2 separate regions of the Homo sapiens genome follow, and region 1 is linked to region 2. A link is a loop called in an ENCODE intact Hi-C map of the cell type or tissue named here. Cell type or tissue: psoas muscle. All regions are shown on one strand. Each heading gives the region's core, and the rest is flanking DNA. Links, peaks and the distances in the headings are about the cores only.

What was found. A loop is a pair of places that touch in the nucleus more often than their neighbours do. Peaks named below come from ENCODE experiments on the same cell type or tissue, not always from the same donor. Only the 100,000 strongest peaks of a DNase experiment are listed, where the experiment ranks them.
Region 1: it touches region 2 in a loop (2.8-fold over the local background); 21 of 110 quality-filtered maps call a loop at or near these places.

Annotation. Positions count from the first base shown.
Region 1 is chr21:34,683,180-34,695,472 of GRCh38, reverse strand. The region is part of intron 1 of CLIC6 (chloride intracellular channel 6); the gene reads right to left. Among named protein-coding and RNA genes, the nearest start is that of CLIC6, 20 kb to the right of the region's middle. RefSeq lists a silencer at 10,764-10,823. In psoas muscle, for the core only: no CTCF peak of the experiment used is centred there; a DNase peak (open chromatin) is centred at 7,072; H3K27ac peaks cover 850 bases.
Region 2 is chr21:35,935,015-35,947,307 of GRCh38, reverse strand. No RefSeq gene overlaps it. Among named protein-coding and RNA genes, the nearest start is that of LINC01436, 64 kb to the left of the region's middle. In psoas muscle, for the core only: a CTCF peak has its summit at 6,783; no DNase peak of the experiment used is centred there; H3K4me3 peaks cover 413 bases.

The DNA.
Region 1 (12,293 bases), core at 5,225-9,224, 1.3 Mb after region 2:
CTCAAAGATGTCCATGTACTAGTTCACAGCATCTGTGAATGCATTACCTTGCATGGCAAAAATGACTTTGCAAATGATATCAAGGTTATGGATTTTGACATGGGGAGATTATCCTGGATTATTAGGCAAACCCAATCTCATCACATGAGCGCTTGAAAATGAGAACCTTTCCCAGCTGTGGTCAGGACAGGTTTGATTAGGGAAGAAGGGTCGGAGAAATGAAATATGGCTGGAGTAAAGACGGAGGATGGGGCCATGAGCCAAGACATGCAAGCAGCCTCTAGAAGCTGGGGAGGTGAGGACCTGGATTATCTCCTAGAGCCTCCAGAAAGAAATGCAGCCCTGCTAGTGCCTTGATTTTAGTTCAGTGAGACCCATGTCAAGTTTCTGATCAACAGAACTGTGAGTTAATAAATTGGAGTTATTCAAAGCCACCAAGCTTGTGGTGTAATTTGTTATGGCAATGATAGAAAATGAATACAGCTGAATTTCCACATGGGAATCCTCAACTTTTCCCCAGCACAGTTCAGCAGGTCAACTACTCATCAACTTGCAGAGGGAGGAAACCCTGAAGCAGGTAGTACTTAGCCTATTTCAGAAACTTCCTGCATAGAGCCACTCTGCTCATTTTCCAAAGACTTGCATGATGGCCATGGATGCCATGGAGAAAAAGTGAGAATCCCTGCACCAAACCTCTAACAACCAAGGTGTATTAGTCCATTCTCACATTGCTACACAGAACTACCTGAGATGGGGTAATTTATAAAGAAAAGATGTTTAATTGGCTCATGGCTCTGCAGGCTGTACAGGAAGCATGGCTGGGGAGGCCTCAGGAAACTTACAATCATGGCAGAAGGTGAAGGGGAAGCAGGCACATCCTACATGGCTGGAGAAGGAGGAAGAGAGCAAAGGAGGAGGTGCCACACAGTTTTAAACAACCAGATTTCAGCCTGGGCAACATGGTGAAAACTTGTCACTACAAAAAAATACAAACAAAAAATAGCTGGGCATGGTGGCATGCACTTGTGGTCTCAGCTACTTGGGAAGCTGAGACTGGAGGATTGCTTGAGCCCAGGAGGTCAAGGCGGCAGTGAGCTGAGATCACACTGCTCTACTACCGCACTTCAGCCTGGGCAACAGAGCGAGACCCTGTCTCAAAAATAAAAAAGAGAAACAAAAAAATAACCAGATCTTGGCCGGGCGCGATGGCTCACGCCTATAATCCCAACACTTTCGGAGGCTGAGGCAGGAGGATCATGAGGTAATGAGATGAAGACCATCCTGGCTAACACAGTGAAACCCCGCCTCTACTAAAAATACAAAAAAAAAAAAAAAAATTAACCAGGCGTGGTGGTGCTGTAGTCCCCAGCTACTTGGGAGGCTGAGGCAGGAGAATGACGTGAACCCAGGAGGCGGAGCTTGCAGTGAGCCGAGATCGTGCCACTGCACTCCAGCCTGGGCGACAGAGCAAGACTCCGTCAAAAAAAAAAAAAAAAAGAAAACAACAACAACAACAACAACAACAACAGATCTCATAAGAACTCATTATGAAGAGAACAGCAAGGGGGGAGTTCTCTCCATGATCCAATCACCCGCCATCAGGCCCCTCCTCCAGCACTGGGGATCACAATTCGCTGTCAGATTTGGGCAGGGACACAGATCCAAACCCTGTCACAAGGCAAGACCACAACTCCTCTACGTCGACTTGTGAACTATAGTAACTGTTTCGACCTGAACTGTGGGCAGGCCTGCTTGTTCCTTCACATCACCTTTGGGGCCACAGCTTCTAATGGACAAGCTCCAAATGGAACTTTCTATTTGGCTTCACATGGTTATTTTTCGCCAATTTTTCAACTTGGCAAGAGTGATTTGAGGTCCCTCTAGCCAAAAATCTAACAGGGCACAGACCTGGATCATCACCACAAGAGGATGAAGGGACTACCCATGACATTTTGCCTTTTTAAATCTTGGTTCCTTACTATGGTTTTTAGAACCTACCCTCAAACGTCAAGGTAGGGAAACAACTTCTGGAGGCCATTGGTGCCCCCTAGTGGTCAAGAGATGCACTCATTTATCACTTTCCCTTTTACGGTCTCCATTCCTAATTAGGTTTTGTGGGAAAATGCTACAAGTTAGTTTTTAGCCCCTAGTGGGGGACTAAACCATCTAGATTTCCCTGGGACTCAGTGATTCCCTGCTACACAGGATTTTCAGTTTTAAAACCAGGAAAGTCCTGGAAAAACTAGGACAAGCTGGTCTTTCTAACCCCTGACAGACCTCCTAGACTTCACAAAAGAATCACCGGAAGAAGGCAATGTCTTTTTGTCTAGGCACCTCAAACAGAATTAGGACCTGAACAGTGTGCTTTTAAAAATGCATCTTGATTTGAGGTCAGCAGCTAGATGGTGCATACTTTGCCTTATGTTAGGAAAACAGCAATTTACGATTGGTAAATTATTTCTCGACTCTCATTAAAGAACAAGGGGTGGGGCTGGGGAGGAAGTCCAGTGGTGGGAGAGTAGGGTCACCCCATATGCTGGCAGAGCAGACCAAGAAAAAGAAATTCTAATTATCTCTAAAAGTGTTCAGACTCAGCTTTCTCAACTGGTTCAGAATTCCCCAGCTCTTCTGCAAAGTTCTTTAGAAATGCACAGCTCCCTGGAGGTGGGGGTCCGGGGAGGCACCTGCCTTCTCTTCCTCTTTCCTTATAATGTTTTTAAGTTTTAAAGAGGCCAAAGGCCTAGAGCAATCTATTAACAATGAAAAAAGTCCAGTCCTTCAAACATACTCAGGTCAGTTTCAATGACCAATATATGAAACTTCTCTGCAGCTGGGAGCTGGGAATTGTATAGTACTTTTTGTTTACACTGAAACTAGTGAGTAAACAGAAATATCTTAAGGGTTCTTAAGGGAATTATTATGAGATCAGGTTTAGAGCCAATATAGATTTTAGAACACTTCCTTTTAAAAGACTCCAGAAATCAGAGGCTTTGCAGTCAGGTAGAAAGCAGGTGATCATCTATGTGGTATGATTTGCGAGATCTGGGAGAATCCACCTATCTACAAATGCCCCCACCAGCCTTTCATGAAAGTCTGAATCACAGAGGATTGTCTAGAAAAAAGCCACAGTCCGTCAAGCTACATATGTGGTCATCTTCCCTCAGGCCAAACTAAAAGGGGGCACCAGCTCCAGTGACCTCTAACCTCCCCATGAGTTGACACTATCTGTCCATTTCCTTATACACAAAGTGAAGGTGTTCGTTTTCATAACTTTTCTATACCTTCTCAACGGTGACACCTTCTCAGAGGTGGCTGAAGAAGTGGCAAAGCTAAATGAGCACTCTTGTCTTAATAAATTACATTTTGTAAAGACATGCTTGTCAGATCTCTTTCTAAAAAGTTTGAGGCAGTTTTGAGAAACTGTCTTAGTGACTACAGCTGGTCATTGTTACCATAAAGTATCCTAGTATTCAAATGTTAAAATTAAGTCACCTGGAATACTGAAAAAAATAGCAACCTAAAATACTAAGAAGATTTGGATTGCTAAATTAAAGTTCTCAATAGATCTCATGGATGACACGTTCATTGAAAAGTTTTGCTTCATTTTAAAGGGCAAAAAGAACAAGAGCCACCTGTAGTCAATTACATCATCAGTTTCTCCTGCAGTTGCCTTCCTTAATGGAACAATTTCAACAAAAAAAGCACGCAAATGAACGGCTCTCAGCACAAACAAAATTGCTTGTAAAGGAGCAAGGCAATTGCACAATGTGCTGTAGGACCAAACACCAGATCAATGGTAGAGTGGGATGGTATTTTTCATTTAAATGCAAATTTGGTAAACCTTGCCCTATATCCTCATGTTTAAGAAACCTCATCTGTATCAACCTGCTAGTTTTCCCCGACACTCCCTTTTTTTTTTTCCTGGCCACAGAGATTGAAAGGAAAGCCTGTATTACTAAACCAAAACTTCGGGTTTCACAAGCTTTACACTTAAGCCAGCCTGACATTTTGCATTGGTGAAAGCAGACAAAAGAATCAACCAGGAGTGCATAAAAATCATATTATGTATTAAATCAGAAAACTTGGCTTTAAGCTTCAAGAGAAGGGAAATCAGGGTCAGAATCAAAAAAAAAGTGTGGCATTTAGGGAAATCACAACATTTTATTAGAACTATCAATATGTTCAGAGGAGTGACTTCTCCAGTTTTAACTGTTAGATTCCAGTTTTGCATTTCCTTGTAGTCTCTGAATCTTTACAAGTTAAAGGGTTCCTAGTTCATGGAAAATTTATTTGCTAACCTTGAAAGTTCTATGTCAGTGAGCAAAGACATACAATACCTCCCTGTAGAAGTTAGCAATTTAGAGAGAGAGCTTTAGGATACCTCAGACATTATGGAATTATCTGGAAACTTTACCTTCCCCCATTTTCCACTGTGAGTGACTACAACTATATGGCCTGGTTTGACCCACACGAGAGGAAGGCCGTGGCCCAAGACCAAAGGGGATCAGCTGCTCTCCAAACAGGGAGAAACACCAGCCTGACTGGCCAAGTCTGGGCTTTATTATAAGGAATTCTTTTCTGTGCCACATGCTTTTTTTTTTTTTTTTTTTTGACATGTATTATAACTCCTTTCCCACCCTCACCCTGGGGAAAAGAAAAGGAGGGGGCACCCACACTATTTCAGGATTCACTAACCCTGACCCAGGCTGAAATCAGCTTCATGTAATTGTCCATAAAGCAGTTGAGGAGCAGATATTCAAAGGCTCCTGTTTTCAAAGGGGGCAGTTGTGCTCAGTGACCAGGAAACCAATGTCCCTAACTGGCTGCGAATCATATGGCGAACACAGCAACCCAGTGTCAGGGTAATGAGTCACTTCATCTGCCACCTGCAGATGAACAAACACACCTACACCACACAAAGGAGAGGCTGGCATTTTCCAAATAAGCTCATGTGTTACGCTAAATCCAATCTAGGCAAGTCCAGTGACTTAAGAAACTGCCATATTTCAGTCCTGTGTTAAGGGATAAAGGAAAGTGAGGCTTTAGAAAACTGGAATTCGAAAAGGAGGCGATAAAATATATTCTCTACAGAGAATAACTTGCAAATATTTTACAATAAGGTACCAGCAGGCAATTAAATAGGGAAAGATATGTGCTTGTCTATTTCGAGAAGAAAATGTCATGTGATGATAACTTGGCTGTGCTGTGGGGTGACAGCACTGGCCTCGAGGCTGATCCTGCACCGCTGGATATCCAGGCAGCGCTGTGCCCTCACCCTCTCTGAGCTGTGAGCCGGACCAGAGAAAGATCCCCACTCACCCCACCCTCACCCATCAAGAGGTCTGTCCTTTGTCAGGGAATATACAAGGGTCTGGACATTCCTGCCGGAAGCTCCAAACAAGTTCCTGTGATCCAACTATGGGAAACAGACTCAGAAAATAATGAAAGTCTTTTCCAAGAATAAAGGAGAAGAAACTTGTCTAGCCTCAAGACTAGAGAGCTAGAGTCAGAATGGCTCCTAAAAGGAAAAGAGAAGAATCTGTTTGGATAAGACAGTGTGGAGCAAGAAGCATAATTTCACGCTGTGTTGGGGTGAATCAAAAATGATAAAGCGTTCAAGGAAACATCAGAGAGCCAACAAAGACATGGAGTTGTCCGAAAGCTTCTGCCAAACCTAAGAAAGTGGATTGAAAAGAAAAATCTTCAGCAGCCGCAGTCCCCAGAGAAGGCCCCAGCCTGACATTGCACAGCGTCTCAGGGCGCATTTGTATTCCAGCCTGCACTGGGGAGTTTAGTGCCCCTGGAGCTGTGTCAAGCAGTATCAGTGGACACCAAGTCCATCCAGCCCCAGAAGATTCTCAGGAAAAAAAAAAAAAGCTTCAGATCCCTTAACTCACCAAACGAGACACTTGTTAGAGCACCTTCTATATAAGAAAGTGGACTTGCAATGAGAATGAGCAAGACATAATAATAAACAATAATACTCCGAATGGTAGTGAGATACAAGGCACGTGGTTTGAAACACAGACCGTGGAAGCCATCTCTGGTGTTGTTCTGCACGCACCTCCCAATCCCCAAAGGAAAAACATCATTCTTCATCCAAGTACCTTCGAACACCAGTTCACCTGGGCTTCTCCAATGTCAACACGCACCTGTGGGGTTGTGCTGAGCACTGACAACGTCTTCCTAAGAGTGGGTCTCACCACGACTGCTGGAGGTGTGGAAAACCAAAGGGGAGGTGCATTGCCCAGAAATCCATCTCCTTCTCTGCTCCACCCTCTCCCTGCATCTGGAACTGCAGTTCATGAGGAAGAAACAAGAGGGCTGTTGGCTTCAAAGATGCAGGTGTGGGCAGGGTCCTCCTCAGGCAAGGGAAGAATAAAGAAGGAGCCCTTTGCTCTCTCTTTGAACTGCGAGAGAGCTGGCCCACCTCATTCCCTCACCCCACACTGAGAGCAGCTTCACAAAGGTGCCCTGAGAGATTAGAAAGGAAGATCCTGGCTGGACAAGTGGCTCACACCACCACGCCAAACCTATTTCACAATTTCTAGAAGGGACTTGGACACCTTCGAAGGAGTCATAGAATACAAGCAGGCTTCTTTGGGGGAAATTTTGACATTGCGGCCATCAGAATTTGCTACTTCAGCTCAAATTCTGGAATTTCTGTTTCCCCTTAGAAACAAGTCAAGTCTCCCTTAGAGAAGGAGGAAAATCAGTCTCATTGCATCCCAGTCATGAGACCCACCACTGAGGTCCGCTCAGCTGTCTCCCTGCACCCTCTGCCCAAGCCTTTCTCAGCTCAGTCACCTTCTTCTCCCTTCTTCCTCTACAGTCTATATTAGCAAACTAGAGACCCTCGCTGGTCTTATCCCCCACCTCTTGGTTAGGCGCAAGATGGAGCTACCTGAGGTGGAGCAGGCGTCAAGCCATCGTACAATGAAAGGGACAAGGGCAGAGCAGATGGGCCATACAGGGCGTCTATGCAGACTATCTGTAAGGCGTCTCTGCTTCTTAGCCTCTCTGTAAGGCCAGGGGAACGCCAGCCGCAGAGGAGACCACCCGGGTGAACCGTCGTTCTCCGTCTTTTGTCTTCCCTCGCCTGCGCTCTAGTGGGGAGAAAAAATAGACAGCGAGGACAGCAACAGCCAGCAAAACCCAGCAGCAGAAATAAGGCTCCGAGCCGAATAAGAGTCAAACCAATGGTGGGGGGCGGCCACACTGATGAGAATTGAGGGGAAAGACTATTGTGTCCCCTCGTTTTCACATCTTTGCTAGTATTGTCCATTGTTATTATACCAGCTCAAACTATGACACAAATAGTAGGCATCACACTTCTTGTAAGTCTATAAAGGAAACATGTATCATCATTGCAGCAAGGCCTATTTTAGAAAAGAAATTTTTTTTTGTAAATAAATAAAAGTCCACACTTTCTAGACTGACTTTGTTTGCATGCTCAACCAATACTTTACACTGCATACCCCCAGTGGAGCGGACAGCTCCATCCCAATGCTCGTTGTCTGTAATTATCAGTAAAATTTATTGCCAGATTCCTCATTCCAGGCCATAAAAGGAGCTAGGCTTTCCCTTAAAACAGACTTCTCACTCTTCATTAAAACTTAGAAATTAACTTTATTCACTCCTACATTTAGATGCTAAGAAATATATTTTAGATCTTAACACTTTCAAACATAGGTGTAAACATTTAAAAAAAACTACTAATCCTAAACATATTCCTAAGTATGTATAGTATTTTTTCTTTTCAGCTGTTGTAACAATTAATTTATTATTCAATGGATTAAGTGGGTGACTACCCTCGACTCACATTGATTAATTACTGAACCACATTGCTCCTAGCTTTCAATTCTAGCAAAAGGCTTAATTATGTTAGTGTTCATTGTAACAGCAGGTGGAATCAAGGCATAAGAAGTCCTTGAGCAAACAAACTGGTATTTGCCATCTATTCTTATATATGAATTATGCTTTAAAAACTCCGGGGCTATTTTTAATCCATATTTAATAATATGGCCTGATACCAACTGAAGCTTTTACATGGAGATGAAAAGCTTATTTCCTTGTGAAATTCTCACAAGGAATTATTGCAACAAAGGAACATCTTGTTCTAGAAAGCCTGCTTAATATTGCAGCCTGTTTTTATATATCCCGGTGGTTTAGGTTCTTGAATGACAGAGTAGTCCAATCCCTACAGTGACTCAAAAGGGAAAAAATGCAGGCACCAAATGGAAGAACTGGCTGCATGGAGCCTCCTTCCTTTCCTCTGATTGCCCCCTCCCCTTTAGAATTGCTTTCAACTGTTACTCCACACCTCCCATCTGGCCCTGTCTTTTCACCCACTCAGATTTCACTAGCTTAGAGGAGACATCAGTCATGGCATATCCCAGTCACCAATTGCCACGTAACAAATTACCCACAATTTATCAGCCTAGAGTACCTGGTTTATAGTATCTCATGATTTTGTGAGTGAAGGATTTGAGCGAGGTTTGCCTGGGCGATCCTTCTGTTCCGTGTGGCACTGACGAAGGTTACTCAGCAGTGTTCAGCTGGCAGATGGGCTGCTCTGAGGGGCCAAGACAGTTTCATACACATGCCCAGTGTCTTGTGGATGGTCTGGTCTGAGGGGGCCAAGACAGCTTCACACATGTGCCCAGTGTCTTGCGGATGGGCTGGTCTGAGGGGGCCAAGACAGCTTCACACACATGCCCATCATCTTGCATAGATGGCTGGAAGGCTGGGCTCAGCTAGGATTGTCAAATGGAGCACCCACAGGTAGCCCCTCCAGCATGGTGACCTCAGGATGGTCAGTGAATAAGGCAGAAGCCACACAGTCTTGCAGGACAAAAATCACCCAGCATCACGTCCACTATATTCTGCTGGTTACGAAGTAGTCACTAAGGTCAGGCCAGATTCAGAGGGAGGAGAATCAAACCTCACTTCTTAATAGGAGTATTAAAGAAATGGCAGCCATCTTTAATCCACCACACTATATGATTCCAGGCTGTGCCAAAATGCTCAAAGCATATGTTTTTGGTTTTGGGTTTTTGTTTTGTTTTGTTTGACACAGAGTCTCACTCTGTCACCCAGGCTGGAGCGCAGTGGCGTGATCTCAGCTCACAGCAACCTCTGCCTCTTGAGTTCAAGTGATTCTTCTGCCTCAGCCACCCAAGTAGCTGAGACTACAGGCGAGTGCCACCATGCCCTGCTAACTTTGTATTTTTAGTAGAGACAGGGTTTCACCATGTTAGCCAGGCTGGTCTTGAACTCCTGACCTCGTGATCTGCCCACCTCAGCCTCCCAAAGTGCTGGGATTACAGGTGTGAGCCACCGTGCCCGGCCAAAGCATATGTTCTTAATCATATTAATAAATGCTTTGAGCATTTTAGTTATTTACTAAGTTGAACTGGCTTAACCCATTTATGCCTGAGGTTGCAAATTTTTTGTGTGAAAAAGCAGACCTTGGTGATGACATTGAGCAGTAGGATATAAATAACTTCCACAAGCTTAGCGGTCCAATAATGGAATACTAGGCATAAATGGGTTAAGAAAACCTTAGTAGTGTCTAAAAGCAATGGAGTTGTTGTTTTGTACTCAGCCATGGGTGGAGCTACATATGTGCAGGACTTCCCTTAGCCAGAGCCTCAATACCTGGAGAGTGACAGAACATTCTTGCTTTATTGCTGTTATTTATGATTCAAAGCATTATAATATATTAGTAAAAAGGGCAGCTAACAAAAAAATGTCCCCCTCCATGTCTGATGTGTTAATAGCTCTGTGTTTCTTTAAGCACTGGATTCTCTGTTTGGAGAGTTACATGACACAGAGAAGCCGCCGAGTGCAACCTAAAACTTCATCCAGTTTGATCATTTATGGGAAGAGAGTTGAAGACATCCAACCCGGAGTTAAAACAAAGAGAACAAAGCTGGGGGAGAGAGTTAAGTCTTTCCAAGGTTCTTTGAACTCACCTCCAAGGCTCTCACACCAAAGGCACCAAAAAAGTGTTGATTTTTCTTATTTAGGGAGAAAGAGTATCACTGGATCTCCAGACCAATAACACCTTTAGTTTGTGCGGCCTTCAAAGCAGATGATGGCTGTGATGTGCCGACGTCTTGGACAGGCCATATGGCCTTCACCCTAAGGACCCCATCAGAATATCACTGTGTGTTCCAGCCAGGGAATAAAACAGTGTCCTCTGTTCATCTCTGCTTTGATTCATCATCCCCATGTCCCCAGGTGGCTAGAGGAGGACCAGGGTCACCGCTTGGGGGATTGCTGGAGTGCATATCAGCTTCTTCCTACTGGACTGCAGCATCCTACACACCACCCCCCACCCTGCCACCCCACCAAAGCTAGGAAAATAAAAGCATAAAGCCTTGAGAACAATGGGTCCAGGCTTTCTTCTCTCTCAGTAGCCAGGTACCCTCTCCAGTGGAGAGTCTCCCTAGCTGGAAGGCAAAATCTAGGTTTATGGAAAAGGACCCAACTGCCTGGCTTCTCCAGGACAGTTTTGAACTCTCACACCTGGAAACCAAAAGGGTGCCCTGAAACTGACAGCCACTTCATCAGCACTGTGTTGCCTCTCCTTTGTAAAAATAAGGGCTGCTCCTTAAAGAAATAACTGCAGAAAGGGGACATGGAATGACCTAGGTCACATTTCCAGGTCCTCCTTGCTTGTGTACTATAATTACAGTGATTTATTTTCCTCTCCCTCATTTTGGCCTTCACTTACACTCCTCACTGTAGTCTCCTACCGTAGAAAGAGGAAGAAGGAAATAATCTTTCATGTGCCATAGAGCTTTAATAGTTGTAAAGTTACTGTGCTCAAAGTCAAGGTCTGTAAACACAATCTGGCTGCTGAGACATCACTGGCTTAGGTGAAAAGAACTTATGGATAGTAATATAAAATTACATTCTACAAAATGTATAATTAAAAATGGACCACCTGACAGAGTAGCTATTTCTACATGGCTGTCATTCATACATCCATCTGTTGTGCAGATAGATGGATAAATTGATTCATCTTCCAAATAGACAGGCACATGGCAGGGGGCCAGGCCTCATGGTCAGAGATCTAGAATCTAACTTTCCCCTAGACTGTTGTCACTGCCCAGCCTGCCAGCCTGCTCTTCCCACCCGGCCCAGCAATCTCCTGTGGTCCTCTTCCTCATGTTGCATAGTAGTTGTTTCTTTCTGGATCACTGTCTAGGCTGAAGTTCTCCAGAAAAGCAGGGGCTGTGTTTGTTCTAATCACTGTTACACCCCCAGCCCCAAGCACAATGTCTGCTACTTGGCAGGTAATCAATAAATATTTGTTTAAAATATACATTTGGGTGCAAAACAGCACTTGGTAGTGTGAAGGACAAAAAAAAAAAAAGCAGCGTTTACTTCTCCCTACTTATTTTTATGTGAACAGCCATATACTATTAAAAGAAGAGAAACAGTGAGTTGAGGGATAAAATCCACAAACCTAGTAAAAATCTGGAATATGTCAACAGAGTCTGTGTTTTCCACAAAAGCTTCAAAATTATTTTTTCAAACAACCTTTGATATTTGAGCATTTCAGTTCTCCCTCTGTATTAGTCCACTTTCACACTACTATAAAAACTACCAGAGACTGGGTAATTTATAAAGAAAAGAGGTTTAATTGACTCACAGTTCCACATGGCTGGGGAGGCCTCAGGAAACTTACAATCATGGTGGAAGGTGAAGAGGAAGCAAGGCACATCTTACATGGCAGCAGGGTGGGGATAGGGGAGAGTGCCACACTTTTAAACCATCAGATCTCATAAGAACTCACTCACTATCATGAGAACAACATGGAGGAAACTGCTTCCATCATCCAATCACTTCCCACCACATCCCTCCCTCAACATGTGGAGATTACAATTCGAGATGAGATTTGGGTGGGGACAAAGAGCCAAACCATATCACCCTCCCACTCCGTAAACATAAGCTATAGGTAGGCTTCATTGTCCTCCACAATTCTCTGGATCTCCTCATTCTCTATAAATTTTGGTCAATTCTTTCAACAGACTGGAGCACAAATAGAATATCTGGCCAAGAGACACAACCTCAGAGGCAATATTTTTATATCACTGCATCACAGGTGATATTTTCACAATGGTTTTGATTTATGGGAATCAAATAAATTTCAGTAGATATTATGCAAAGATCAAAGCGATATATCTTACATCTGAAGATGGGGTGATATAGGCATGAAGTGATCCTCCTGTCTGTACAGTTTAAACTTTGTTTTGAAAAGGGATTCTTACCATGCCACA
Region 2 (12,293 bases), core at 4,728-8,727:
ATATTTTACAGAGTGCAAATCATCCTTGATCCTCGTATATATCCCTTTCCACGGCACCAGCCCCAGAATGGCGATCACTGAGCATATAGGGGAGTGAAATTTAAGGGGGCAGAGTGGAGTGTTCATAGGTAAGTGACCAGAGGTTGCACAGAGGTTTGGGGTACATAGGCCTATAGTTACTTTCAAGGGAAGGCTTGAGGTCAAGGACAACGATAAGAGTATACAGGGAAGGCTGGGCGTGGTGGGCTCACACCTGTATCACAGCTACTTGGGAGGCTGAGACAGGAGGTTCTCTTGTGGCTGGGAATTCAAGACCAGCCTGGGCAACATAGTGAGACCCTGTCTTTAAAGATAATAATAATAATAAAAGAATATACAGGGAAGGACTTCTGCTTTTTCAGGGTAGCACCCTCAGGTTCAACTGCCTTCATTTGCTACACCTCTGCCAATTAGGCAAAGGGTTAATCTAGGTGGAAGGGAACCTGTGGAAGGGGAACATACCCCTGTCCCAGGTTTTAATAAAATAGGCCTCAGTGGTGATGACTGTCAACCTCGAGGGGGCGGGGGTTAGAAATAGAATTGCTAGAGCAAGGGGCTTCCTTGCCTGTTCAGGGCTGGCCAGGGGAGCTGAGCTGGATGGGACTTTTCTTGGCTTCAGTGGGCAGGTGACCCCAGTGGCAGAGTGGGGACTCTCTCAGGGTCTCCTCAGTCAGCAGCAAGTCAGATGGGAGGAAGGAGAAGGGAAATGGATGTTTGCTGAGCTGTGTGGCTTGGCCCTTCCTCTGTGGGAAGCAGGGAGTTTAGGCACCACTCACCCTCGGCCTGAAGTGGCTGCTCTGTTGATGAACGACCTCAGGCCTCCACTCAGAGCATGTGGACCCTCTTATGCCAAGAGTGGGGTTCTGCTGGTCTTGCCTGGGGGCACTGAGCTCCCTGTCTCTGCCCATTGTCTAGCATCTGCTCACTGTCCAGCTTATATGAGTTCTTTGCAGGGTTGTTTCCTTCTGAGGGCTGTGAGGAGAATCTGTTCTGGGCCTCTGTACTTGACTTGCAGATGGTCATCTTCTCTCTCTCTCTGTCCCCCCCTTCTCTCTCCCTCTCTCTCTCCCTCTTTCTTTCTCTCTCTCTCTCTTTTTTGAGACAGGGTCTCTATCTGTCACCCAGGCTGGAGTGTACTGGCATGAACATGGCTCACTGCAGCCTTGACCTCATGGGCTTAAGTGATCCTCCTGCCTCAGCCTCCTGAGTAGCTGGGGCCACAGGCACGCGCCACCATACCCAGCTGATTTTTTAATATATTGTAGAGATGGGGGTCTCCCTATGTAGCCCAGGCTGGTCTTGAACTCCTAGGCTCAAGCAATCCTCCTGCTTTGGCCTCCCAAAGTGTTGGGATTACAAGTGTGAGCCACTGCAACTGGCCCCTGTGTCTTTTCAAATTATCTTCCCTCTATGTGTGTCTGTTTCTGTGTCCAATTTTCCCCTTTTTTGTAAGGACAGCAGTAGTATTGGATTAGAACCGACACTAATGACATCATTTTAACTTGATTACTCCATAAAGATCCTATTTCAAATTAAGTGCTAGAAGTTAGAATGCCAGCATGTATTTTTTGAGGGGACACAAACCCGTAACAGACCCCCATCCCCCACCTACTCGTACCCTAGTGAGTTCAGGAAGTCCTTCAAGCTATCACTAAATTATGATTTTCCACTCAGTGTATCTCTGAAGTAAAGGTTGAATTAAGCAGCAGGTTCTTTGAAACACTTTCACTTTGAAGGAATGATTCAGCATTGCTTCTTTATCTGGAGATATGGTACTGTTGGATGCATCTTCTCTCCACGTCTGTTCGTATCAGTGCAAAAGGGAAAATGAAGATAAGTTTTTTCTTTTTTTTAAGTAATAGAAGATAATTCAGGATCCATCTGGGTTTAAGATGGAATGAGCTGGCTGCTGGTTATCTCTATGGATCAGCTTGCTGGGGGTCATGGTAGCAGTAACTGTACCGCTCAAGTCTGTGCCAAGACACCACCTGTGGAGCTTCTCACTCAGCTCCTGGGCTTTCGGCCTCCATGAGCTCTAGTTAATTCTCCATGTGGGCTCCAGCAATGTTGAAAAATGGAATAGCAGCTATCTTAGTCCATGTTGTACTGCTAAAACAGAGTGCCCGAGACTGGGCAATTTATGAAGAATGGCAATTTATTTCCTCACAGTTCTAGAGGCTGGGAAGTCCGAGATCAAGGCACTGGTGGGTTGGATTGTCTGGTGAGGGCTGCACTCTCTGTTGGGGAGGGAAGTTGTGTCCTCACTTGGTGGAAGGTAGAAGAGCAAGTTACAAACACTGCTGTGTGAAGCCTCCGGGGCCTTAAACTCATTCATGAAAAAGGGGTTCTTATGGCTTAATCACCTCTTAAAGGCCCCCACCTCCAAATATCATTTTACTGGCTGTTAACTTTCAACACCTGAATTTTGGAGGGAACACGTTCAAACCATAGTGGCAGCCTAGTGCAGCATGAAGAGAGTAGAGTCTGGAGCCAGGCTAACTGGGTGGTAACCAGCTGTGGGACTCTGAACAGGGACTTACCCTCTGTATGTGTCAGCTCTGCATCTGTAGAATGGGAACAATACTAATATCTATATTTATATCATGGGGTTGGCCAGGCACAATGTCTTATGCCTGTAATCCTAGCACTTTGGGAGGCTGAGGTGGGTGGATCTCCTGAGGCTGGGAGTTCGAGACCAGCCTGGCCAACATGGTGAAACCCTCTCTCTACTAAAAATACAAAAATTATCTGAGTATGGTGGCATGCACCTGTAATCCCAGCTACTCAGGAGGCTGAGGCAGGAGAATCGTGTGAACCCAGGAGGCAGAGGTTGCAGTGAGCTGAGATTATGCCACTGCACTCCAGCCTGGGCAACAGAATGAGACTCTGTCTCAAAAAGAAAATTATACGATGGGGTCGTTAACAGGATGAAATGAATTGATATATGCTAAGCGCTTAGAACAGGGCCTGGCACATAATAAGCACAATATGAATTTTTTAGGTAAAAATAAAGATTGAAAGCTTTCTCAGTGCCGGGCACTGTGATAAGGACTTTAAACGCGGTACTATAATGATGCTAGGGGATTGGTTGCTATGATCCCTACTCAAAGGCAGGAAACAAACTCAGAGAGGTGAAGGGACTGTTCAAAGTCAAGAGCTAATAAGGCAGAGCCAGGCTTTAAGAGAGGCGTGTCTGATCCCCACCTGACCTCATCACCACCTGCGATGCTGCCTGCAGATGCAGCCTGAGAAATGGTTTTGTTCTGCGAATAAATGAGCCAACAAACACTTGCTGAGTGTCTGTCATGAGGTGACAGGTTCATGACACACTTGAACAGAATACTGATGACATTTATAAATAAAAGGCTTATTTACACTTGAATGTCAGTTCTAATAATTCATGTGAACTATGCTTTGCCACCTTCTCTACATTTACTAGTATTAAGAGTAAATAAAGAGGTTCATGGATTTCACCCCATTTGAATTTTGAATTGAGCTTCTCTAAAAGGTTTCAGTGATTACTTACTACTGAGTAGCTGAATATCTTCCTTAACCTTACAGATAATTATTTTTATTATGGATCCATTAATAGGCTTCAATACATTAGAGTTCTTCTCTCTTGTTGAGTATTCACTCACCTGTGTATCTGATGCAGATTCGAGTTCAACATGATTGAAGGTGGAAGGTAAAAGGCAGAAGGCACGTGTGATCCATTTACCTTGGACAACAAGTACATGGCCTACAAGGTGTCCACAATGACCTCTGGGAACCACGGACAGGGCCAACATATAATCACGGGGCTATGCAAGGATCTGCGTCCCGTGCTTACACTGACGCTGCAACTGAACAGTTAAGAAAGGTGTGTTGGTGGAGAAAACATTCCGACAGGTAAATTGCTATGTAACATATTATCCAGACCAAAGCTCTTCAGAATAAAAAGAGAGTGCTAATAACAATTATGCCAGGGCAATAGGAGTAACTGGGATTGTCCTGGCCAATGGGGTGATGGCCACCCCAACTACAGTCTACCAGGATGACAGAGCACTGGGTGCAGACCCAGGAGAGGTGGGGAGGAGTGGCACGAGATCCTTGCTGGGGCCTGTGACAAGAGGACAGGCTGGAGCTGTCTGGATGGAGGTCTTGCTGGGCCACTGTTCTGTCCCGATGTGTACGTTCTTATGCTGTTGTGAATAGAGGCATGAGAGAAATCCTGTTTGAAGGTAAATTCTAAGTCTTCCAATTTGATTAATCACCATAACTGTCTTTGTAATTTCTCTGGGTATTTTTCATCTGGAAGCACACTGTCCTTTCTGCTGACACGGCAGCATTGACCTGGCCTCCTTTCTGGGGAGCCGACACTGTTGAAATCAGGGGTGAGCAAGCTTGGTTTAATGACAGTGGCCACCAGTTGTTCATTTATTTCATACAATTCTTCTTATCAAAGGCTGTGTGTGTGTGAGTGTGTAGATATATGATGTGTAATGAGGTACACAGGTAGGGATGTGTGTGTGTGTATGATGTGTAATGAGGAAGTATGTGGGAAGGTGTGTGTGTGTGTGCAGATGTGTGATGTGTAATGAGGAGGTAAGTAGTGGTGTGTGTGTATGTGCAGATGTATGATGTGTAATGAGGAGGTAAGTGTGTGTGTGCAGATGTGTGACGTGTAATGAGGTAAGTAGTGGTGTGTGTGTGTGTGTGCAGATATGTGTAATGAGGAGGTAAGTAGGGATGTGTATGTGTGCAAATGTGTGATGTGTAATGAGGTAAGTAGGGATGTGTGTGTGTGCAAATGTGTGATGTGTAATGAGGTAAGTTTGTGTGTGTGTGCACGCAGGTGTATGATGTGTAATGAGGAAGTAAGTAGTGGTTGTGTGTGTGTGCAGATGTGTGATGTATAATGAGGAAGTAAGTAAGTAGGGGTGTATGTGTGTGCATGCAGGCGTATAATGTGTAATGAGGAGGTAAGTTGGGGTGTGTGTGTTCGTGCTTGCTCATGCTGTGTGTGTGTGTGCACACCAATGTGTATACAGCATGCATGGATCCAATAGGTCTGACCCCGGCCCCATCTCAGTGGCCTATCTGGTTGGTGCCCTTTGTGGGCTCAGCCTGGCCTGGTACTGGTATTCAAAGCCATCTGGAAGACACTGTCGGAAGGAGATGGTGACAGGTGAGCTATTTGAGAGCCATGACTATAGAAAAGGCCAGAAGGAAAGAGGCAGAGCTGAGACAGTCATGAAGTTTTATGGGCTGAGCCCCCTTGCCTTCCTCTGGCCAGCATGGGACTGTGGGGTTTGCTACAGGGCTGCTGGGGTGAGAGAGGCCAATGCAGCTTAGAGAGGGCTGCAGGAGTAACCCTAAAGGTTGGGAAGAAAATGAATGAGGACAAAAAGGCATCAATGGCCATAGCTAAACACATTTAATTTAAAAATCCTGGAAATATTCATTCACCCTTTTAATCTGAAGAGTTGAGATTTTCCCAAAGATAGCCAGTCTACCTTCAGGGCATGTGGCTCATGGTAAGGTCCACGTTGGTCTCATGGTCTCTGTTTTATCCTGATTACCACCCTCATCATAGCGTCTTTTTCTGAAATGTATATAAGGTAGAACTGGAGCTTATTTTTACTTACTGCGTTTACTGAATAATTTAATGTTGCTTAGTCTTCACTTTGAAGATAACGGCAATATCCTGTATTTCTTATTCACCAAAAACCTCAAATAAAATAAACTCTGAGTTGAGTTGCTTTTACTTTCATGGGTCTTACATGACCCGGTGATTTGGGTTGTCACTGGCTCTTCCCAGAAGAAAGGCACTCGACCCTCTCTAGGATTGCTCACAAACTTCTTGACGTGCTCCATGTACAGCAATATTTAATTGTTTTCCTCCTCTTATAACAGAAAAGAAGTGCATGATAGTGTGGTTTGCAATGTGCCATTTTATGTATGCAAAACATTATGATATTCAAAATAAAATACATTCCAAAACTTTCACATATTAATATTTTTTTAGTGGTGGTGGGGAGTAAAGGATTAAAACACACACACACACCACACACACACACACACACACACACAGATTCCTTTGGATGTTAGGTGAGAAAAGTTCCTGCTTTCGTGTCTTTGATAGTAGTTTTGGGGCTTGAATTCAGCATTTTCCAGTTTTGTATTTACTTTTGGTTAGTTTGTGAGCCTAATGTTGGGACTGATTAACTTAAAGAGTAGGATAAAGTTAATTTCTAAAATTATCAGGGCTAAGTTTGTTTTAATTTATTTTGAGAGCACTGTTCTATAATACTCATCCCTTTGGGTTCGGGAAGAAATATGGGAAATTGTTACACAAATCAAAGAAAAAACTTGTTGCATGTATTGCAAGTTTGGAATTGCTGACATAGAATATTACTTTATTTCTAGTGCTTTTGGAAAATTATCTTACAATAGGAAAGCAAATAATTTGGGTTTCCTTTGAGGGATGTTCTCTTTTGAGTGTGAAATTTCGTTTTGCCTTTCATAAATAGAGACAACAGAAAAATTACTCATTACTTAAGGAGATGTTTTTCCATCAGCTTTAAATTATGGAAAATCCTGTCTCTCATGGAAGGATTTTTGTCTTGTTCTTTGTAACCCCTAAATTTAGTGCAGTGCCTTGGACATAATAGATGTTCAATACTTATTCATCAAATAAAGCACAACTTTAGGTGAAGGATCCATGGCCGCCTCCATGTAGTTTGCAGGCTGCACTGTGTTTTTTACTTAGCTGGTCACTAGATGTCCCTCTGTATCCACGCTAAATCTCCATTACTATGCATGCTCATTAATGCACGCAGACACAACCGCTCAGGCTGTGAAGCATTTGAACGGCTCAGTTTTGCCCTTTCACTGGGCATCAGTTACAAGTACTCTAGACTGTTGTACACCTAAGACAAAGCTGGCGATGGTAATGTTAAGTCATTGAAAGAAGAAACAGAGAACAGAGGAGCTGTTTTAATTAGAGAGGTGCTCTTCCCTATACTGGCAATACTGGGAAAATTTTATAGTCAGCACATTTTAAAATTAGCCAGACACGAACTTTAGCCGTTCGCCTGAATACTCATCGCACAGAGTGCTAGAACCCTGCAAGTATTGTTTGGGTTGATGGTGCATTTGCTGAATGGCTTATCTGTGATAATTGGGAGGCAGGATCATCTGTTGTTGAATAGACAGAACCCACTCTGCTAATGCTGCTTTGTGGTCAAACTTTGAGCCGTCAATGTAACTGAAAAGTCACTGTTGGCCTGGTTCTCTAGAGTGTCTGTAATAGTATTCCCCCTACGGGTGTAGACACTGCCTTTAGCAGGAGGATACCTTGCTGAGGAGGCACGGAGAGAGAATGTTTTAGAGGTTGGGATCATGGTAATCTTTATTGTAGTCACTTCTCTTATCCATGTGCTGGGCTATTGGAACCATACTGTCACTGAAAAGGGGGAGTTTTCTTTGGGACAAATCCATTTCTTTGAATAATAATTTTCCCCCTGATTATAAAAGTCATGGATTTCCATTGTAGAAAATTTGGAAAATACAGAAAAGTATTATGAAAACAAGAATTCTTACCATTTTAGAGATCAAACTGAAATCATGTTGAATGTATAACTTTACATCCTCCTTTTAACGTTATATTATGTAATGAACATACTGTATTCCAGATCATTACTCTTCAAAAACTGATTTTTGACAGCAACATACTATTCTACCTTTTGCCTATGCTGCATTTTTAATCATATTTAATCATTTAATATTAATATTTAATCATTTCTCTATCAATGGACACTTAGATATTGTTTCAAATTTTCTTTCAGAAATGATGCTGAAATAAACACTGTTACAGATGCATTGTTCTCACATCTCTGTTTCATTTCTTAGCATGAATTTCTGTAATTGGAATTAAAGGGAGGACGAATGGCTTCTTGACATAGAAGCAAAATGCAACCTTTCTCAGGAAGAGTTCTTCACCCTTCTGGTTATAAACTCATGGCTGGATCAAGGGTCTCTGAAATTAGGATACTATCAGAATTCTCGGAAGTATTTCTCATGTAGCATCTTTTTAGATAAGTCCATGTCAGAGGTGGAAAACTCAGGTTGTTCTGTTTTGCAAACAAGTTCTCCTTGCCTTATACCAGTATCATTTATTTTCTGACAGCTTAACCCTGAGGGTTTCTGTCAGCAAAGGCTGCTTTTTCATACCCTCGTGTATATTTATAGCATCTTCTATCACTTGGAGACATCCGTGAGAGGCCGCCTGTGTGTTTCTAAAGACATCCATTGCTCACTGTGACACTCTCCTCCAATCACTGGTGGGTTTAATGCAGGTGACACATGTGAGGTTTACCTGATTTGCAATTGGGGATCTCAAGGAAGTGTTTTTGGCATGGCCCTTGTAACTATGTTCTTTCACCAGGAAGGACACATTTTATTCCCATTCTAATAAAAGAATCACAATGTAGTGGTTTGAAAGTGTGTCTGTGACCATGCCATTGAGAAAGGAAAAGCCAATGTTTCTATTCAACATTGAAGACAATAGTTTAAAGGCTGTCAGGCAGGAGGAGTCCTCTCTTCCTTGGGAGAGGGTTGGTCTTTTTGTCTATTCAGGGCATTGACTGATGGGATGAGGCCCGCCTACATGAGGGAGGGAAATCTGCTTTACTTAGTCTACTAAGTTCAGTGTTAAACTCCTCCAAAAACACCTTCATGGAAACACCCAGGGTAATGTTTAACCAAATGTCTGGGCACCTTCTGGCCCAGTCAAGTTGACACATAAAATTAGCCATTACGGTTAAGTAATATATCCTTTGAGTTTCATCCTTCTTATTTATTTGTATTGTCTTCTATGGTTGTGCTAAATATTTTTAAATAACACAGCAAACACATGTTACAGCTGTCATGTTCCCAAAGTGCTGATAGCATATCCTTTCTGTGAACAATATTCACATTTGGAAATAGAGATCTCTGACCACAGTGCTCCTCCTGCATGATCCCAGCTATGGCATTGGGTGAATTCTGTGGCATATGGAAGCTATTAATTTCTTCCTTTTTCTACTTACTCCCCAGCTACTTTCTTCTTTAAGGCCCAGGCCGCATGTTCACACGTTGTCTGTGGCTTCTTCTGAGCTATAGCACCAGAGTTACATGGCTGGGACATAGACCGTCTGATCTACAAAGCCTAAAAATATTTCCTAACTCGCAGAAAAAGTTGATTGACCCCCTACTCCACAGTTTCATAAAATAAACCTTACCACTTCAGTTTTAAATTTGAAGAAACCAAGACTCTGGAAGATTATTTACTTTCCTAAGGTTCCTAACCAACAGGAAATTGGCAGTTGTGTGACTCAATTTCAGAACCAGGATATTTCCAACATACCATGCCACCTTGGGGGAACTTGTCTTTAGTTTGTGTGGTCCACTTTTTCTGCTTAGAGAGCATGATTTTGACCTGTCATATGGACCTAATTTTGTTGTTGTCAATCTCCTTTTTAGCTCAGCAAACTCACACTCAATACGTAATCTCTGTTTCTGGGTCTTAGCTATCTTCTAATTTATTATGAACTCAATAAATACTTCTTTTATTTTGTAATTTAAGGTTGTTGATGAAAGGGTTAAGGTTGTGTTGGATAAAGGTGCGATTGTCTGTGAAATGCCACTAGTTATGCATCCAGAGTGAATCATTAAAAACAAAACCCACCTTTTAATGTCGAAATCATTTTAGATTTATGGAAGAGTTGCAAAGGCAGTACAGAGAGCTTTTTGTATACTCTTCACCTGTTTTCCTTAATGTTAACCTCTTACATAACAGTGGCATATTTATAAAAAGTAAGAACTCAACATTGATACAATACTATTAATTAGACGATAGACTTTATTCTGATTTGTTTTTCTACTAATGACTTTTTTTCTTTTCCAGAATCTAATCCAGGATACGATGCTGCATTTAGTCATTACAGCCCCTTAGTCTTCTCCAATCTGTGACAGATTCTCAGTCTTTTGTTGTTTTTTACGACCTTGACATTTCTCAAGAGGACTGGTTAGACATTTTGTAGAATGTTCCCCATTTGCATGTGTCTGATGTTTTCTTGTGATTAGACCAGGGTTTTGGGTTTCTGGGAAGAATACCATGAAGATGAAGTGCCCTTTTCATTGCCTCATGGCAGGTGCATGTGATGTCAACATGACTTCATACCGCTGATGTTAACCTTGATCATTCGGTTGGGTGAATGATTTTTAATGATTGATCATCAATATTGGGTCACACTAATTTTGTATTCAGCACAATGGTAGGTACTTACTGGGTGAGATAATTGAGAAACAGCATAGAAAATCATTCCAAAAAATGGATAAAAAAGAATATTCTTTATATAATGTGCAAGGAAATAGTGAGTAGGCAAAGAATAGACAATTCACAAGGGAAAAGTTTTTTTCTTCTTTTCACAAGGGAAAACATTTTGAAAAATACGTGAAAAAGTTTCTCCTTATGGATAAATAGTAATTGTCATATCATTATAATATTAATTTTAAAATGGTACACAAACTTAAGAATATTAATTGAAAAGCTGGTGTAACCAATTTGTATTTCCAGTCTAATTACAATTATTTAAAAATATGCAAAGTTAAAGAAGACCAGATCATAGAATAAATGTTAATAGTGATTGCTTTTGGATGATGAGTTTGTGGGTGATTGTTTTTCTCCTTTTGGCTTTTCTATAGCTTTGGAAAAATTTAACAATGGGCTTGCATTAGTCTTCTAGGGTTGTCCTAACAGAATATCACAGACTGGGTGGTTAAACGACAGACATTTATTTTTTCACAGTTCTGGAGTTTAGAAGTCCAAAATCACAGTGTTGACAGGGCTGGTTTCTTCTGGGGCCTCTCCCTGTGGCTCTCAGGTGGCTGCCTTTTCTTTGTACACACACATTCCTGGTGTCTCTTTCTCTTCTTGCAAAGACATTAGTCCTATTGGATCAGGGGCCCACCCTATGACTTCATGTAACCTTGTTAAAAGGTTAACATTATCTCCTTAAAGGCCTTATCTAACAGTCATATTGTGGGTTAGGGCTTCAACATATAAATTTTGCAGGGACACAATTCAATCCCTAACAGAGCTTTTTTTTTTTTTTTTTTCCTTGAGAGTTTCACTCACGTTGTCCAGGCCGGAGTGCAGTGGTGTGACCTTGGCTCACTGCAACCTATGCCTCCCAGGTTCAAGCAATTCTCCTGCCTCAGCCTTCCGAGTAGCTGGGATTACAGGCCCCCACTACCACACCCAGGTAATTTATGTATCTTTAGTAGAGACAGGGTTTCACCATGTTGGCCAGGCTGGTCTCAAACTCTTGACCTCAAGTGATCCACCCACCTTGTCCTCCCAGAGTGCTGGGATTACAGGCGTGAGCCACTGCACCCAGCCAGAGCTAAATTAACAGATGCGGTGTGAAGTACTGGAAAGAACATAAAAGTTAGAGTCAAAACCGATTTGAATAGCTACTTAAAGGCCATGTGAATTTAGGTAGATCTGCACCTCTGTTAGTTTATTTGTCAACCTGGAATACTAAAATAATTTTGCAGGATGTTTGGGAAAAAAACTTAAGTGATCCAATAAGCATGGAAGTGCCTAGCATGAGTTATACTTAACATTGACTTTCTTAAAAGACGTGGCACCTGTCCTTGGGATTTTTATAATCTCCTTAGAAAGACAAGATTAAAATACATTAATGGATGAAATGCCAAGTATTGTGGAACCTCATGTAGTCATGGTAGGAATGCAGAGGAGGTGGAGGGAGAATTGGAGGAATACTGAGAAAAATTCTAGGGAGTAGGAGGTACTTGTATGTTGAATGTGTTAGACACTGTTCTAAGTCATTTTGGATCCACGTTCATGCAAATATGTATTAAGTGCCTATCATGTGCCAGGCATTATTCAGGGCATTGATGCTACAGAGGAGAGCAGAATAGACAAAAATACCTGCTTTCATGTAGTTCATAGTCCAGTGGAGGGAGACAGGTAATAAACAAGTAAACAAGCAAGTATATGGTAGCGCTAGGGAGAAAAACATAGCAGGAAGCGTGTTCCCTTTAGGTAAGGTGACCAAGGTGCTTAGTGCTCACATGCAAAGATGAAGGCAATATCTTCTTGCTTTCCACTCAGGAAGAGAGTCTTAAAAACAGATCAATTACCAGAAACAGGGGAAACACTATTATATTAACCCAAGGCGATAGAGGGATAAAAGAGAGATGTA